2 separate regions of the Homo sapiens genome follow, and region 2 is linked to region 1. A link is a loop called in an ENCODE intact Hi-C map of the cell type or tissue named here. Cell type or tissue: GM12878. All regions are shown on one strand. Each heading gives the region's core, and the rest is flanking DNA. Links, peaks and the distances in the headings are about the cores only. Region 1 overlaps STARD13 (StAR related lipid transfer domain containing 13). Region 2 overlaps LINC00423 (long intergenic non-protein coding RNA 423).

Region 1 (2,920 bases), core at 179-2,678:
TTCTCTTAACAAGAACTTGATTTAAAATTAAAAAGCAGTGACTGTCATTTTGGCTACTCACTCTAGAAACATTTGCAAGTTACAGTTAGATTTATTTTACTTTTATTTAATCTCAGAGAGAATTGTTTTATCTCAGACTACAGATATAGATAAGGCCTTCCTTCCTTCCTTCCTTCTCTCTCTATTTATAACAATGGGCAAAATTATTTGTATCTTTCCTCAAAGGCAGTTTATTAAGAAAGCGACCCACCTTTCAGATTGACGAGGTTGGCAGTAAATGCTTTGTATTAGCATGCTTAATTCCATGGGCTACGTTACTTAAATAGCTATGAATATGACCTGGACTTCCTACGAGCCTTCCAAATAATGTTATTGGTGTTGACATCATTTTTAAAGGAAGCTGCTTCTGGATCTTCTGTAGTTTATCTTTCTCAGAAAGTCTGTTACCCTCTTTCAGAACATAAGCTACCATATGAAACAATCCTGCTATTTATGTTTAATACATTTTTCAACGGCTTCGTTTTCAAAGTTGGACTTGGGCTGTTGGTAATTGTATGTTACATCTAAGTGGTTTGCGTTCGATGTCATATGTCGCATGTTTTATTAGGCCAGGATTCGTCTAATTCCAAGGGGATCTAAAGCAGTGATTGAGAATGATAAGATTCTATGAGCGATAGCAGAAAGTTTTCAGGGGGCTCACAGGAGGTCCTTTATTGGAAAAAGTCAATTCTTTTACAATTTACACAGGCGGAAAGGGACTTATTTTGCATCTGCATTAGCAGGCTGTCTAGTCCAAACCAGAAGTGGAAGCGCTGGCTGTAAACTCGCCAAAGTAGAAACCACTCAGTGTTATGGCCCAATATGGATGTCAGAGCTCTGGAGCATGTGTGGGAAAATGGCCACAGGCCAACGTCTGGAATCATTTATCTTCCGGTAGAGCTGAGAGGAGAACTGTTTTATGCGTTTTGCAGAAATCCTTGCTGATTGATTTCATTTACATAGAGCTGGTGCAGAGACTGATGGTGAGGACAACTATAAATGGGAGAGAAATATTGATCTATTTCTGCTTTTCCTGACATCCTGGTCTCATTAGTGTTCTTAGCACCTTTGAATGAGATTATGCCGTTACTGACAACCATATGGTTTCTACGGGGTTCTTTCCACGCGTCTCATAAGAAATGACACATTTATGTCTTTTCTTATTGGGGAAATCAGAAACTGAAAGTTGAAGATTTTGTCGTACTGTCTTTTCATTAGCTTAGCCTGTTTCCTACAGTCTAAATGTGAAAAATGAGAGGAAGGAAATATCAGTAGACAGAGTTCTTTGTACACTCTGTGCAACCTATGTAGTCATTGAGAGATGTGCGTCTGATACTCTTTGTGAAATACTGGAACATACTGTTGTTGTGTAGATTCATATCTGCATGTGAAGGAATCATCTATGCCAACCAGTATGTTCTGCATGAGCTAAACTCACATGTGCTGACACATGCTGACATGTGACAAGGTAGCATCCGCACCTGTTTTTCTAATGTGTAAAAGAATTTTGCCAGCTTCTGACAGTACCCACGTCAGACCTTATGGAGACGATTTTAATTGATTTCAAGGACCGAGGTAACAGTCAGAAGCCTTGGATTTCAGATACTACCTTTATGCTGCCTAATTTTGTGACCTTGAGGAAGATGATTAACCTTTTGATGAATCTAATTCACTGCTTACAAATATAATGAATAATTATAGCCATTTTTGTCTCCCAGAGATATTTCAAATGTCAGTAAGACATTTATAATGCATCTTGTGCTATTAGCTTTTGGTACGTATGCCATTAATGAAATTGCCTCCACTCTCTTAGACAGAACTTCTGCATTACACTGAAAAAGCTAAAAACTTTAGCCTTTAAAGTTAAAACAAAATTAAAAACAAAATTCTATAATCTTATGTAGTAATACTTTTGTTTATAGGAGGCTGCTCTTGAAGGTATTTGCATCTATTTTTTTTCTCTTTGTAGAATAACTATTTGATTTTCTCATCAAGATTCTCAGCATTGTGTAAGACTAGTCATTTCCTCAAACAGGTTGAACTTTAAAAAATAGGGCTAAAATTGGTGTGATGCTGCTTTGATTTAGTATGGTTGAATATATGTAATTTTTAAACTTCCTAATGTAAAAAAAAATGGATAATAGTGCAGATTAAGGTACCTAATATTTTCTCACATTTTATAGATACATAGATATACCATACAAATAAATATATGCTAATCTTCATATATGCATATACCCACACACATCCACTTCATCTTTCAAAATAATCCAGTAAAACTGATAGCATAGCAGCATATAAGATATGAAAAGATAGGAGTGATTACTGTGTTTTCATTTTAAATCCTTTTCATTTTACATGATGAACATGATCACAGCTTAGTGTACTGCAAAGGACATCAGAAGCCAGACCTGCCAGTACAGAGAATCACCACGCACCCTGTTCTGTGAACACAGGTGTGTGGTGGCCCCTAGAATCTCGAAATATGGCAGCCTTGGGAGCCACGCCATTCAACTGTGCTCTTCCGCTGCATTGTGGGAATCAGAATGTGTGCCTTACTGTAGCACGAGGTGGTTGGGAGGCCCATATGACATAATGTGCATGAAAATGCTTTGAAAACTTTCAGGCCATTTAAAGTCACTAATTGAACTTCGACAACTTCTTTGCTGCTGGAATATTCCTTTCTTCCCTTTCTTAATAAATTCTGCCCGTCATTCAAAGGCTTCTCTTAGCTCTTTTTTGATCTCAAAGGTTTCTTTGGAGCCCCCAGAGGTCCCTCTCAGAAAGAGGAAGTGAGCGAATTTTGCCACCCGTGTCCCTCCTGCCCCACCCACCAGATGACTTCACTATTACACTCCATGTTTTCACACCTCCACGCTCT
Region 2 (2,920 bases), core at 239-2,738, 370 kb after region 1:
TATTATGACCTGCTCCCCATCTGCCGCTTGGAGGGACACTATTAGCAATTGGCAAGTTGCCAGTATCCCATTTATTGGCTCATTAATAATTCCTCTGGGCTCCCAAAGCAACCATTTGATTCCAAATAGATCACAAAATTCGCCACTGAGATATCTTTACCCTTTCTGACATTTCATGAGAGCAGAGGCAGAAATTCACACCGGAGAGTCTGGGAGTTGATACTGGAGACAGGGTTAATGTTCTCCTTTCCCCGAATCTACAGGGGCCTGGTTTGCTCTAATCTGCCTCCAGGAGGTGAGCCACCACCCTGGCTGGGCACTGCTCCACTTGCTTATGGTGGTACCTAGGGCCTTGCATCTCAAAGTGTGGTCCCCAGACCAGCAGCACTGGCACACCTCAGAAGATTCTTAAAAAAGCAGACTTTCAGGCCCCATCCCAGACCTATGGAATCAGATCCCGCATTGAAATAAGACCCACCCCACCAAGTAATTTATACACACCCTAAGGTGCTCTAATTTATTTGTAGGAATAAATGAATTTATCCCAAGAAAGTAATCAGATGCATGCACAGCTTGCAGGTACCCATGGGTTGAATGCGTCATTGCTTAAAAAGACAAAAACTGGGGCAGGGCCTGATGGCCCATGCCTATAATCCCAGCACTTAAAGAGGCCAAGGCGGTGGATCACTTGAGGCCAGGAGTTCAAGACCAGCCTGGCCAACATGGAGAAACGCCGTCCCTACTAAAATACAAAAATTAGCCAGGCATGATAGCACACACTTGTAGTCTCAGCTACTCAGAAGGCCGAGGCAGGAGAATGGCTTGAACCCAGGAGGCGGAGGTTGCAGTAAGCCAAGATGGCGCCACTGCACCCTAGCCTTGGGAACAGGGTGGGATTCTGTCTCAAAAAAAAAAAAAGGCAAAAACTGGAAACAAACCAAATGTATTGAAGCAATATTTATTTGAGTGCCTTCTATGTGACACTCAGAAAATAAGAGCTACAAAACAGAGACAGTCTTAAAAATATGGTTCATTTGGGGGGGATGGAAAATTGCATAGCCATTTTTTAAATACCTCTTTAAAAAAAGAAACCAAAACCTACTTCTAAAAGTAGAAGTAGGGCCTCTAAGGCCCTATTTCCTGCCTTCCAGGTTGGCTCAATTATTGTGACTGTCTCTAGGCAAACAGTTCGTGCAGGCTGCTAGGCTAAGGACATTTCCCTTTGCTAAACAAACAAGCAAATGCAGACAGGGCTCAGCTGCTGTAGCACATTGGAATTGCTTGTGAAATGAATTAAGATCCATTTCCAGGGCTGTGCTGTCTGAATGTAACTGCGGGCTTTCACCCCGCCCCCACCTTTCCCATCCCCCAAGGTATAGTCCACTCAATCTCAGGGGCACATGACCCTCTGGTTGTGATGTCCAAGGTGCTCAGTGGATTTACACGTCACTGTGTCCATTATTTTTCCTAAAAGGAAGACAGCTTAGATAAACACCTCCCTTTAAGTCAAATGTAAGTTTGTTCAACTACAGCCACAAGAAGGATAGCAAATTCCGGAGAAGGACCTTCTGGAGAACACAGCAATATTATCTCGCTGGCCCAGGGATGGGTTTGCAACTGCTCTCAATGGCTGCCGTACATCATCGCTTCACTGAGTATTGTCCAGGCAGAGCAAAGTCACTCAAGCAATACTTCTTATAATCAAGGCAAGTGGTCAGCGGCTGCCTTAAAAAAAAAAAAAAAAAGCCTGGAAATACAGTCCCCAGCCAGAGTAAAGATCCTCCTCTGCGACCTCACAGCCCAGCTGGATGGGACCCTGCAGCGCTCTCACCTCTCTGCTCAGGAAAATGTGGCTGCTGCGCGTCTCAGCCCAGCCGAATTTGATCTTGTGGATTTCATGTCTAATCTCAGCCTAGATTACTCGGGCTTGTTTGGCCCGCTCTAGCATGCCTGGTCTCTCTATTCTCTCTTGATTCTCTCCCATCCTTATTCATCCCTCACTCATTGATTGATTTAATTCAACAACCAAGCCCCCTGCTGTGCTGGATGTCAGATGTTCTAGGTGTGCTCAAATGAAGGCCCTTTTCATTTTCCGGAGGAGTTCACTTCCCATGTTGGGAGACAGTAACAGGAACAAATCAGGCTGCCTAGGTGTTCACGATGTCACCAATATTGGGAAGTTACATTTTGTAATATTTTAATAAAAATAGCTTTTCTGAGCCCAACCCCCTCCCACCGCCTACTGATCTTTGGCTCTTAGTTTCTGCGCCTTCCAAATTCCCTCCTCCATAGCTCACCTGGCCTTGAGGCTTTTACAAACTGCTCTGGCCTGCATCCTGGATCTCACTCTAGAAACCACTCTGCTGGGGTCATTCCGGCAGAGCACCCAGCTTCCCCTCTCTCTGTGGCAGAAAAACCTGATTCTCTCCCACTTTGTCATGAAAAGTCCCTTCCCTGCCTGCGTATCTCTCCAGCTCTTGCCTTATAAGTTAGAAGGCTCATTGGGTTGACTGCTAACCAAGCGCCATCTAGTAGAAGACTCCAGGTTTTGACAGTGCAAATTACAGTCTTTTAACGGGATCAGATTCTCAGGCCCCTCCCCCTCTTAATAGCACCTCTGAGCAGAAAGATGCAGTGGAGATTTATCTCATTTATGCTTTGACTCATGACACACATGTGCATGCACGCTCACATATCTTCATACACTCATTTACACATGCACTTACATACACACACATACATAAACACATACATACATACTCACACTCATGTACACACACACACGCACTCATGCATATGAACATCTTCTAGAAGGAGGAAGCAAATTGTGTTAGGTTTCTAGTCTTTCCCTTCCTGCTATAGACAATTGCAATGCAAATATGACAAATGATACAGTCAGAAGCAGATTTATCCTGAAGAT

The links. A loop is a pair of places that touch in the nucleus more often than their neighbours do. Peaks named below come from ENCODE experiments on the same cell type or tissue, not always from the same donor. Only the 100,000 strongest peaks of a DNase experiment are listed, where the experiment ranks them.
Region 2: it touches region 1 in a loop (2.3-fold over the local background); 2 of 110 quality-filtered maps call a loop at or near these places.

The regions. Positions count from the first base shown.
Region 1 is chr13:33,202,771-33,205,690 of GRCh38, reverse strand. The region is part of intron 1 of STARD13 (StAR related lipid transfer domain containing 13); the gene reads left to right. Among named protein-coding and RNA genes, the nearest start is that of STARD13-AS, 73 kb to the left of the region's middle. In GM12878, for the core only: no CTCF peak of the experiment used is centred there; a DNase peak (open chromatin) is centred at 1,399; H3K4me3 peaks cover 2,073 bases; H3K27ac peaks cover 2,500 bases.
Region 2 is chr13:32,837,449-32,840,368 of GRCh38, reverse strand. All of the region lies in intron 4 of LINC00423 (long intergenic non-protein coding RNA 423), which reads left to right. Among named protein-coding and RNA genes, the nearest start is that of LINC00423, 73 kb to the left of the region's middle. RefSeq lists an enhancer at 2,809-2,920. In GM12878, for the core only: no CTCF peak of the experiment used is centred there; a DNase peak (open chromatin) is centred at 1,200; H3K4me3 peaks cover 296 bases; H3K27ac peaks cover 1,412 bases.